2 separate regions of the Homo sapiens genome follow, and region 2 is linked to region 1. A link is an interaction called in ENCODE POLR2A ChIA-PET data of the cell type or tissue named here. Cell type or tissue: Panc1. All regions are shown on one strand. Links, peaks and the distances in the headings refer to the core of each region. The heading gives the core; the rest is flanking DNA. Region 1 overlaps CGN (cingulin). Region 2 overlaps SNX27 (sorting nexin 27).

Region 1 (8,507 bases), core at 3,341-5,840:
AGAAGCCCCAATTCAGGTCAGAGAACAGCCCAGGCCACCAGGATCCCTTCCTCCATGCAAATCATTGGCTTCTTTCCACCCAAGGAAACTGGCCAACCTTTCCCAAAGCAGACAAAACCCTGAAGGAGACCCAGCCACGCACAGATTCGGCAGCCAGATGATGAAAGATGGGAGGGTAGAGTTGTTTTTGAGAGAACCAAGAGGTGATGCAGTCAGGGGTAAACAGAGATGAGGGGTGGGGGCGGTTACCTGGTCCCGGCCACGATTCACCCGATCTGTTAGCAGCTCCACGGTGTTCTTCTCCTCATCTAACTCTGTTTCCAGCCGTGAGACTTTTTCCTAGGACAGAAGAACAAGTAATTCTGTCCCAAATGCTGGACACCAGAATGCCAAACTCAGACCAGGAGCCTCTCAAACTCCAGCATTAACAGACTTTTCTCTCTTGCACATCCCAGTAACCTTTTGGTACTTGCCTGGACCCAGAGCCACTATGGAGCCAGCGCCCTCTACTGACCAGATGTGGCATCATGGGCAGGTCGGGGCCATGCTCTGGTGACGGCCCTTTGACAGAAAGGCAAACCCCAGAATCTACTCTTCATTGGAAAACCTTATTTCTCTAATGGGAAAAGAGAGAGAAACCCAAGTACCTGGGCCAAGGCTGAGGTGAAGAGACTCAGAAACTGAGGTACTGGAGGCAGTACCACGTAGAGGCTAAGAGTATGTACATGGGACCAGACTGTCCAGTCTGAAAATCAGATTTACCACTTCCTGGCAGTAGACCATGGACAAGTTCATCTCTCTGTGCCTCAGTTTCCTTCATCTGTAAAATGGAGAAAACAAGACTACCTACCCCACAGAGTTATTCTGAGGATTAAGTCTTAAGTGCCTATCACACAGCACAATATGTTTGCTGCTGCTATTATTATTATCAAATATAGCAAACTGAAGAATACTGTTCACTCTAAAGGGGAAACCCACTGCTCAGCTCCAGCCAACTGTTGCCATGCAGACTCAGGACAAGACACTCAGTATTACCATATCTGCCAAATACAAAAGAAACTAGAAATCCAAATTTTTAGGTGACCTCTATAAATTTCTAAACATTGGCAATTGATTCAAAGTTGTTGAAAATACTGCAGCCAAACAAAACTCATCAACTGTGGGCTGTCGGTTTTGACCGCTAGTACAGAAAGAGGCTTGGAAGTCCCACCCTTTTTCCACAGGTCACACCTCAGTGCCCTCACCTCGAGACCCTTCAGCTGCCGGGCCCTGTCGTCCTGGGAACGCTTCTTGTTCTCTGCCTCTTGCTCCAGCCCCTGCAGTCGCTGGGCCAGTAGCTCTTTGTCCAGCCGGGCTGTGTCCCGCTCAGCCTGGGATGCCTGCAGGGCCTGCCGCAGCCTCTGGATCTGGGCAGGGGGTAAAAATGCCACAGCTCAGTGTAGTGAGAAGGTGAGGGTTGAGGGGCAGGAGCAGTCCAGCCCAGTGGGCAGAAACATTTCATCACTGTCACTCTTTAGAATTACCAGTGGCATGATGACAATAAAAAGCAAACTGACTTTTCATCCATTTTCTTTTTTTTTCATTTTTTAGATGGAGTCTCGCTCTGTCGCCCAGGCTGGAGTACAGTGGTGCGATCTCAGCTTACAGCAATCTCCACCTCCCAGGTTCAAGTGATTCTCCTGCCTCGGCCTCCCGAGTAGCTGGGACTACAGGCATGTGCCACCACGCTTGGCTAATTTTTTGTATTTTTAGTAGAGACGGGGTTTCACCGTGTTAGCCAAGATGGTCTCAATCTCCTGACCTCGTGATCTGCCCGCCACAGCCTCCCAAAGTGCTGGGATTACAGGCAAGAGCCACTGCACCTGCCCTCATTAATTTCCTTTATTGTTTTTGTTTTTGTTTTTTGAGATGGAGTCTTGCTCTGTCGCCCAGGCTGGAATGCAGTGGCACAATCGCGGCTCACTGCAACCTCCACCTCCCAGGTTCAAGCAATTCTCCTGCCTCAGCCTCCTGAGTAGCTGGGACTACAGGCATGCACCACCACGCTCAGCTAATTTTTGTATTTTTAGTAAAGACAAGGTTTCACCATGTTGGCCAGGCTGGTCTTGAACACCTGACCTCATGATCTGCCCGCCTCAGCCTCCCAACGTGCTGGGATTACAGGCGTGAGCCACCGTCCTCAGCTTCTTTATTGTTTTTAAAGTCTCTACACAACTTGGAATCACCTGAGGAGTTTTTTTAAATTCTGATCCTGGATCCCATCCCCAGAGATGATGACTGAAGTGGTATGGGATACAGCCTGGGTGTGGGGATTTTTAAAAATCTCCTCAGGTGGCTCTAAGCTACAGAATTTGAAAATCACTGCTCTACAGACAATATATTCCTCCACCCTGCAAGTCATTAGACCTAAACCTGGGCCCCAGGGACCCTTGGCCACAGGTTCAGTTAAGAGGCAAGGACCGGGCTGGGCGCAGTGGCTCATGCCTGTTATCCTAGCATTTTGGGAGGCCGAGGAGGGCGGATCACGAGGTCAGGAGATTGAGACCATCCTGGCTAACACGGTGAAACCCCGTCTCTACTGAAAATATAAAAAATTAGCCAGGCGTGGTGGCAGGCACCTGTAGTCCCAGCTACTTGTGAGGCTGAGGCAGGAGAATGGTGTGAACCCCGGAGGCAGAGCTTGCAGTGAGCCAAGATCGCGCCACTGAACTCCAGCCTGGGCGACAGAGTGAGACTCTGTCTCGGACAAAAAAAAAAAAAAAAAAAAAGAGGCAAGGACCTTCAAACCCAAGGATATTAGACTTCTACCTCATCCTGAAGTCGGCTCAGTCCTCCAGAGGTCTTCTCAGCCTCACTGGCCCAATCCTTGGCCTGGCGCTGGGCATCTGCCACCTCCCGCCGGGCCTTTTCCTTATAATCCTCCAGCTGGGCCTGGAGCTGCTGCAGGGCTTGCTTAGAGTCCTCCCCGATCTTCTCCAACTGAAACACAGAGAAAAGGGTCTTCAGCACTGTACATAAATGACCCTCTCCAGGCCCAGACTCCCAAGACTCTCCCCTAAGGGTCTCCTTCCTGACAAGGCAGCCCTCTCTTGCTCTTTCCTGGGCCTAGGTTCCTAGTATAGCTAATAGTTATATACAGATGTCTGGGTTCAAATCCTGGCTCTACCACTTACTGGTGACCATGTGCAAGTTACTTATCTCTCTGGGTCTCAGTCCCCCATCTGTAAAATGGGATTAAAAATAGTAACTATATCACAAGGTGTTGTGAGAATTACATTAGTTAATTATGTGAAGTTCTGTACTTACAACAGTGCCTGATACAAAGTAAGCCTTAAATGACCATTTCAGCAAACCCAAGGTGCCAATGATTATACGGCGTACCACTAAGAAAAATATGCCAATTAAACTATAACATACCATAAGGTATAAGACACAACTCTATTTCAGAAATGATAAAATGTGCATTTTTCATTGACAAATGATAAGATGTGCATTTTTCATTGACAAATGATAAGATGTGCATTTTTCATTGACAAATGATAAGATGTGCATTTTTCATTGACAAATGATAAAATGTGCACTTTAGAATTGATGTAACATATTACGTGTTTGCTCTTGCTTTACAAAAAGATTGGGAGGAGAACCTTAGCAGCAAAAGCAATTTATTTCCTTTTCTTTTTTCTTTCTTTTCTCCTTCCCCTCACCCAAATTTAAAATTCTACCAATGAAGATTTTTTTTTTTGACAGGCTCTTGCTGTAGCGCAGTGGGGCAGTCACAGCTCACTGCAGCCTCAACCTCCTGGGCTCAAGCAATCCTACGTCAGCCTTCCGAGTAGCTGGGAATACAGATGTCTGGGTTCAAATCCTGGCTCTACCACTAATTAGCAACCATAGGCAAGTTACTTATCTTCTCTGGGTCTCAATTCCCCATCTATAAAGAGAAACTGAGGAACAAGCCACCACAGCAGGCTAATTTTATTTTTAAGTAGAGACAGAGTCTTATTATGTTGCCCAAGCTGGCCATTGAAGATTCTTGTATTTAGGTTTTGTAGACTCCCAAGGGAGAATCCCAGGAGATGTTCTCCAAGAATGAAGACCATAAAGGAATAGGATGTAAGGGAAAGAGCAAAAACATGGAGGGGAGGTAGGAAGGATGCCCCTTCCAGAAGATTTGGTCTTGGTCTTCCTAACAATGAACTTGAGGAAAGCAAACATCACACATTCTTTTTTTTTTTTTCTTAAGACAGAGTCTTGCTCTGTCACCCAGGCTGAAGTGCAGTGGCATGATCTCGCCTCACTGCAACCTCCACCTTCCGGGTGCAAGTGACTCTCCTGCATCACCCTCCTGAGTAGCTGGGACTACAGGCATGAGCCACCAAGCCCGGCTAATTTTTTGTATTTTTAGTAGAGACAGAGTTTTGCTATGTTGGCCAGGCTGGTCTCAAACTCCTGACCTCGGGTATCTGCCTACCTCAGCCTCTCAAAGTGCTGGAATTACAGGAGTGAGTCACCGCACCTGGCCATAATCATCACACATTCTGACTAACCCCTCTCCCCCAAGCCCCTGTCCTCTCAGGCCAGCTTCTGGATGAGCTGGGCCTCTTCCTAAAGGCCCAGAATACCCCATGCCCCACCTCCTTGTTCAGTCGGTCCACAGTCCTGTCCAGCAAACGCTTCTGCTCCTCCAGCTCAGCCTTGCCTCGCCGGAGCACCTCCCGCTGCTTCCCTTCCTCCTCCAGGGCCCGGTTCAGTGTCTGCTGCTCCTGCCCCAGGCGGGCCAGCCCCCGCTGAGCCTCCTCTAGGCGTGCCTCCAGTGCCCGCTTGGCTGCTGCCAGACTCCCCTCCTCTTCCTGGGACGCATTCAGGGCCTCCTCCAGCTGCTGTTTCTCTGCCTGGGAGGTAGGGAAGCAGGGTTGGACTGAGAAAAGGTAAAACTTGGGTTCAAGTCATTTGGAGGTGGGTAGCTGGGCAGGAGAAAGGAGGTATTTATGAAAATGATGTGCAATGAAAACAGGCTCCTAGCAAAGAAATCAGGACACATAGAGCAAGCAAAGGGTGAGAAATAAGAAACAAAACTACCAGTGCAAAGACTGAACATTGGCGCCAAAGTATACACCAGGAAATAAACCCAAGGTTAACAGAGCAGGTTTGGGGAGGCAAAACAGATGCACACTAAGGGCAAAGTGAAACTGATGGCTAACTACTTAGCATAGGAGTATTTCACCAGGGCTGAGCAGAGAGGGCTGGGAGGGCAGAACCACTGACCTCCAGCCGCTGCAGCTTGTCCCGTAGTCGTGCCTCCACCGCTTCCCCACCATCCACCAGACCTCGAGTCTCCTTCAGCTGCTGCTCCAAACCCAGGATGCGCCGGCGGAATTCGTCATTTTCCTCCTGGGTCTCCCGAAGCGTCGTCTCCACTGCGGCCCGCCGCTGCCCCAGCACTGTTGCCTCTGCCTCGGCCACCATCTTAGCCTAAGGACGGTTCAGGGGGTGGCAGCTCAGACCCCAGGGCGTGGCAGCTCAGACCCCAGGGCTTGGGGCCATTGACCACACCCAGGAAAGCCATCCCAAAGACAGCCCATAAGAATGAGGCTTAAAGAGAGCAGCTGCCACCAGCCAGACGCTTCTCTGAGAATCCCACCCCTACACAGATACAGGTATCCTCCCCCTGCCAAATCCTGGCTTCTTTGAACCACATGCCTAGGACCCAGGAGCTGGTCAGTACATACCCATGACAGGTAACTTTCCACACCCTCTGGCTCCTCAGCCCTCCAGACACCCTCAGCCTCCACCTCCTAAGCCCTGTGCCCACTCCCCTTGCCTTGGAAGCCTCTTCACAGTCCTGTCGCAGTTGCTGGAGGGTCTTTTGTAGCTGGAGGTTCTGTTCTTCCAGCTCCCGACCTCGATCAGCCTCGACCCTCAGGACCGCCAGCTGCTTCTCCAACTCCCGGTCCCGGTGTCGCCCAGCCACCTCCTGGCTCTGCCGTTCTGCCTGCAGTTCCTTAAGCTCCTCCTGTGTCCGGAGCAGCTCCTGGAAGGAAACGGGAATGGTGATGGGGCACCCAGAGCCAGACTAAGATACCTGAATGTGGAGAAGCTGAAACTCTCATACACTGCCAAGGGAATAAAAACTGATGTGGCCACTTTGGAAAGTAGTTTGGCAGTTTCTCAAAAAGTTAAACACAGATTTACCATTTATATCACCAGCAATTCCACTCTTAGGTAACCCAAGAGAACCGAAAATATGTGTTCACAAAAAAACTTATACGCGAATGTTCATAGTAGCATTATTCATTATAGCCCAGATGGATACACAACCCAGATGTCCACGAATTGATGACTGGACTAAACACGGTATACCCACAGAGTGGAATGTTATTCAGCCATAAAAAGGAATGAAGTACTCATACTTGCTACCACATGGACAAACCTTGAAAACACTATGCTAGGTGAAAGAAGCCAGACCCTTAAGGCCCATATATTATAGGATTCAATTATATTAAATATCCAGAATAGGTAAATCCAGAGACAAAAAGTAGATTAGTGGTTGCCATTGGGTGGGGGGAATTATTGCTAATGGGTTTGGCGCCTTTGAGGGGGTAATGAAAATGTTCTGTAATTAAATAGTGATGATGGTTGTACAACTTTGTTAATATAATAAAAACCACTGGGGGCCAGGCGCCAGTGGCTCATGCCTGCAGTTTGGGAGGCTGAGGCGGGTGGATCACCTGAGGTCAGGAGTTCAAAACCAGCCTGGACAACATGGTGAAACCCTGTCTCTACCAAAAATACAAAAATTAGCCGGGCGTGGTGGTGTGTGCCTGTAATCCCAGCTGCTTGGGAAGCTGAGGCAGGAGAATGGCTTGAACCAGAAGGCAGAGGTTGCAGTGAGCCGAGATTGTGCCACTGCACTCCAGCTTGGGTAGCAGAGTAAGACTCCATCTCAAAAAGAAAAAAAAAACCCATTGGATTGTACACAAAGATGACTTTTATAGCATGTAAAATATAACTCCATAAAAAAAAAAATACCATGAAGGGAGAGTACATGAAGGTATGGCTAGTAAGGCTGGTTGTTTAAAAAAAATACAGTGTGAGGCTGGGTGCGGTGGCTCACGCCTGTAATCCCGGCACTTTGGGAGGCCAAGGAGGGCGGATCACAAGGTCAGGAGATCAAGACCAACCTGGTTAACACGGTGAAACCATGTTTCACGGTGAAACACTGAGTACGTGTATTTTTTTTGTAAAAATACAAAAAAAATTAGCCGGGCGTGGTGGTGGGCGCCTGTAGTCCCAGCAACTCGGGAGGCTGAGGCAGGAGAACGGCGTGAACCCAGGAGGCGGAGCTTGCAGTGAGCCGAGATCACGCCACTGCATTCCACCCTGGGTGACAGAGTGAGACTCCGTCTCAAAAAAAAAAAAAAAAAAAAAAATATATATATATATATAGTGTGGCCATGGGATCTCCAACTGCATGCAAGAGCAACCTGGAGAGACTTTGACAGAACAGGTCAGCACAATCCCTGCAGCTGCCACTTGTCTTTCGTGTGTGTGTGTGTGTGTGTGTGTGTGTGTATAAAACCAAAATGTGTGACACAATAAATGCTGGCACAGCTCTGATTTCTTTTAAAAAGAAAATTAAAATAGGAGTTCTGGTTCTAATTATTAGCTATTAGCTACTTCTGAAATTCAGAAAGTACCATAATTAGGCTAAAGGGTTATATAATATGTAGTGAATCTTCAATGTAATACCATATACTCTGCTATTTTTCTTTTGCTAATTAGTTTTGTTACATTAGTAACCAGGCCATGCCAACACAAGTATTCCAGTCCATGTGATGATATTTCTCAATGTAAATTAATAAACTGAAATTCTAATGGTAAACATTTTTTCATAAATGTAGTTAGAGACCCCTCTGAAAGACAAAGCAGCTTTTGCCATGCTGACCAAATTAGATTTCTGAGCCTGCAAAAATCATCCTGGAGTTTCACAAATCCACCTAAATGCTGCTACCCATGACGTCTCTTGGGAGTCGGCCAGCAGCCTCTGGCTATACCCCAACCTGGGTTCTGAGAGCACTTTCCATTAGAAACCTCTATGCTCAATGAGGAGACTGGTGCTGCTGTGCTGGAAAGAGATCAAGCTGAGCAGGCAGGATGAGGCCTGGAAACCAAGCACACAGGAGATAGCCCCACTAGCAAGAAGGCCCTCATGGAGAGGTAAGGCAGGTGTTCATCACCCCTACCTACCATTCTGCCCCCCAATTCCCAAATACCTTCTTGAGCACCTCAACCTGGCGAGTATCTCCAGCACTAGCTCGGGCCTGCTCTAATTCCCTCTGCAAGACCTCTATCTTCTCTCCAAGCTCCTCTTCCATCTCCTCCTTCTCCATTCGCAGCTGCAGGAGTCTGAGCCAGGCAAGGTGAAATAAAGGGGAAAGGGAACAGAGTAAGGCCACATGCCTGGGGGAGGTTAGCATGACAATAAAAGCCACCTCTCTGGAGGCCAA
Region 2 (2,500 bases), core at 1-2,500, 150 kb before region 1:
GATGAAACCCCGTCTCTACTAAAAATACAAAAAATTAGCTGGGCATGGTGGCAGGCAACTGTAATCCCAGCTACTCGGGAGGCTGAGGCAGGACAATCGCTTGAACCCAGGAGGCAGAGGTTGCAGTGAGCTGAGATCATGCCACTGCACTCCAGCCCAGGTGACAGTGCGAGACTCCATCTCAAAAAAGCACAAACAAACAAAAAAAAACCTTCCTTTCTTTATAAATTACCTAATCTCAGGTAGTGTCTTTATAGCAGTGTGAAAATGGACTAACACATCCAGTAACAGGTATACTTATTGGAATAACTAGCATTTAAAGAATATCTGGCAAGCGCTCAAGCATTCTTTTAGGTATATGTGAGAGATCTGGTTTCTCGTGTCAGAGGACTTAAATTCCAGTTATTTTATACATGTGTAAACAATTAGAGAGCACTGAAAGACAGTATATAATGCTGCATTACAATGAAATAGCAAACATGTATGGTACAGACAGTGATATAGGCAGTCAGAATGGAAGCACTTATTGATAATTACAGTTATCAGGGAAGCCTTAGGTGGATCCCCAAAGAACAGAATGAAGAAGAGAAACTATAAGCTAAAGATAGGAAACAGGAATGAGTCTGTGCTTAAATACTTTGAGAAAACAGATTTGCCTGATTTAAATAAGGGAACAGGAGACAATTAAAGATAATGCTGGATAGGCAGACTAACACTAGATTATGAAAAATCCTAAAAAGTAGGCACAGGAATTTAGACTTAAGGAAATAAACAACAGGGAGCTAAAATAAGCAATAAGAAATGGCTCCTTCTTTATTAAAGAAAGTTTGATTTGTGTTTGAAAGCCACATGAATTAACCTGAAGAGAGAATGAAATAAGGAAGATCAATGATGTTTGGTACTCAAGGTGGAAAGCATTTCCCAGAGTATTTTAAGGAAAGATAGTTGGATAGGCAAATGAGTTCAAGATTAAGTCAAGAGGGCCAGGCGCGGTGGCTCATGCCTGTAATCTCAGCACTTTGGGAGGCCAAGGCGGGTGGATCACGAGGTCAGGAGATCGAGACCATCCTGGCTAACATGGTGAAACCCTGTCTCTACTAAAAATACAAAAAATTAGCCGGGGAGAGGTGGCAGGCGCCTGTAGTCCCAGCTTCTCAGGAGGCTGAGGCAGGAGAATGGCGTGAACCCAGGAGGCGGAACTTGCAGTGAGCCGAGATAGCACCACTGCACTCCAGCCTGGGTGACAGAGCAAGACTCCATCGCAAAAAAAAAAAAAAAAAAAAAAAAGATTGAGAGACTAATTCAACTTCTAGTTCTGTCACCTACCAATGTGTACTTGCATAAGTCATGTAAACCCTTTCACTGTGTAAAACTGGAATATCTCATAGATGTACAAGAAAAAGATGACAGATGTTAAGAGTTTTGTAAAGTATATATCAGTAGCTATTATTAGTATCATTTAGCTATTAAGTTCTTCTAAGAACCGTACAAGGATATGAATGTCCTGCCAGGAAGTGACTAATAGAAAGATTATGCCAGTCTCTCCCCAACCTGGCCATACAAGTGAAGGCTCACTTAGGCACCGAGGATTATAGCCACAGAGGGGATGTTCAAGAAGAACCACGATGCAATGTCAATGTCCTGAAGATCCTGAACACTTTCCTCTTCATCACCAAAACACTGTACTGCTCCAGCCAAATTTAAACCAATTATTGAAAAGCCAGCAGAGAAGTAGAGGGGGGAAATAAATAAACAATACTGGTCTATCCAGTTTCCAAAGAAACTTACAGTGTTATTTAGCTCAGGGAAAAGGCTTTACAACTATTTTTCTTTATTTCTGTATTGTTTCGATGAGAATAAGAATATAAGAATACTGTCTTTCTGTTTTGTTTTTACCCCTAACGCCTAGAACTATGTCTGACTCACAACAGTACTAATATTTGATGAACACTTTCCCAAGGCAGAGGTGGGTCACAGTGATTATCTACTCCAGCAATTCCAAGTGAGCTCTTTTACACATGGGGCAGTAAAAATGGTCTTCTTTCATTTCTAATCAAGAAATTGCTTACCCAGGTGTGGTAGCTCACGCCTGCAATCCCATCATTTTGGGAGGTGGAGGCGGGAGGATCACTTGAGGTCAGGAGTTCAAGACCAGCCTGGCCAACATGTTGAAACCCCATTTCTACTAAAATACAAAAATTAGCCGGATGTGGAGGAGGGAGCAGGTAATCCCAGCAACTCGGGAGTCTGAGGTAAGAGAATCACTTGAACCCGGAAGACGGAGGTTACATCTCCGTGAGCCCAGATCATGCCACTGCACTCCAGCCTGGGAGACAGAGCAAGACTCTGTCTCAAAAAAAAAAAAAAAAAGATTACACTGCTTGACTGACTAAGTGGAAAACATAAATATCACCACCCTAGTTTCCTTTTCTTCTTAAATTTTTTTAATTAAAGTAAAAGATGTATATAATTTAAAAAAACAAAACATATAGTACTAAAA

What was found. ChIA-PET counts read pairs that join two places held together with the same protein. Peaks named below come from ENCODE experiments on the same cell type or tissue, not always from the same donor. Only the 100,000 strongest peaks of a DNase experiment are listed, where the experiment ranks them.
Region 2: POLR2A ChIA-PET joins it to region 1 with 10 read pairs; 7 of 35 experiments call an interaction of 5 or more read pairs at or near these places.

The regions. Positions count from the first base shown.
Region 1 is chr1:151,526,874-151,535,380 of GRCh38, reverse strand. CGN (cingulin) reads right to left here. Exons shown (of 21, transcript NM_020770.3): 10 at 8,274-8,406; 11 at 5,822-6,031; 12 at 5,266-5,472; 13 at 4,635-4,892; 14 at 2,809-2,979; 15 at 1,245-1,406; 16 at 250-339. It overlaps LOC124900437 (small nucleolar RNA SNORA44), which reads left to right and starts at 7,443; the gene lies at 7,443-7,550. In Panc1, for the core only: no CTCF peak of the experiment used is centred there; no DNase peak of the experiment used is centred there.
Region 2 is chr1:151,680,023-151,682,522 of GRCh38, reverse strand. The region is part of intron 7 of SNX27 (sorting nexin 27); the gene reads right to left. Among named protein-coding and RNA genes, the nearest start is that of CELF3, 36 kb to the left of the region's middle. In Panc1, for the core only: no CTCF peak of the experiment used is centred there; a DNase peak (open chromatin) is centred at 1,522.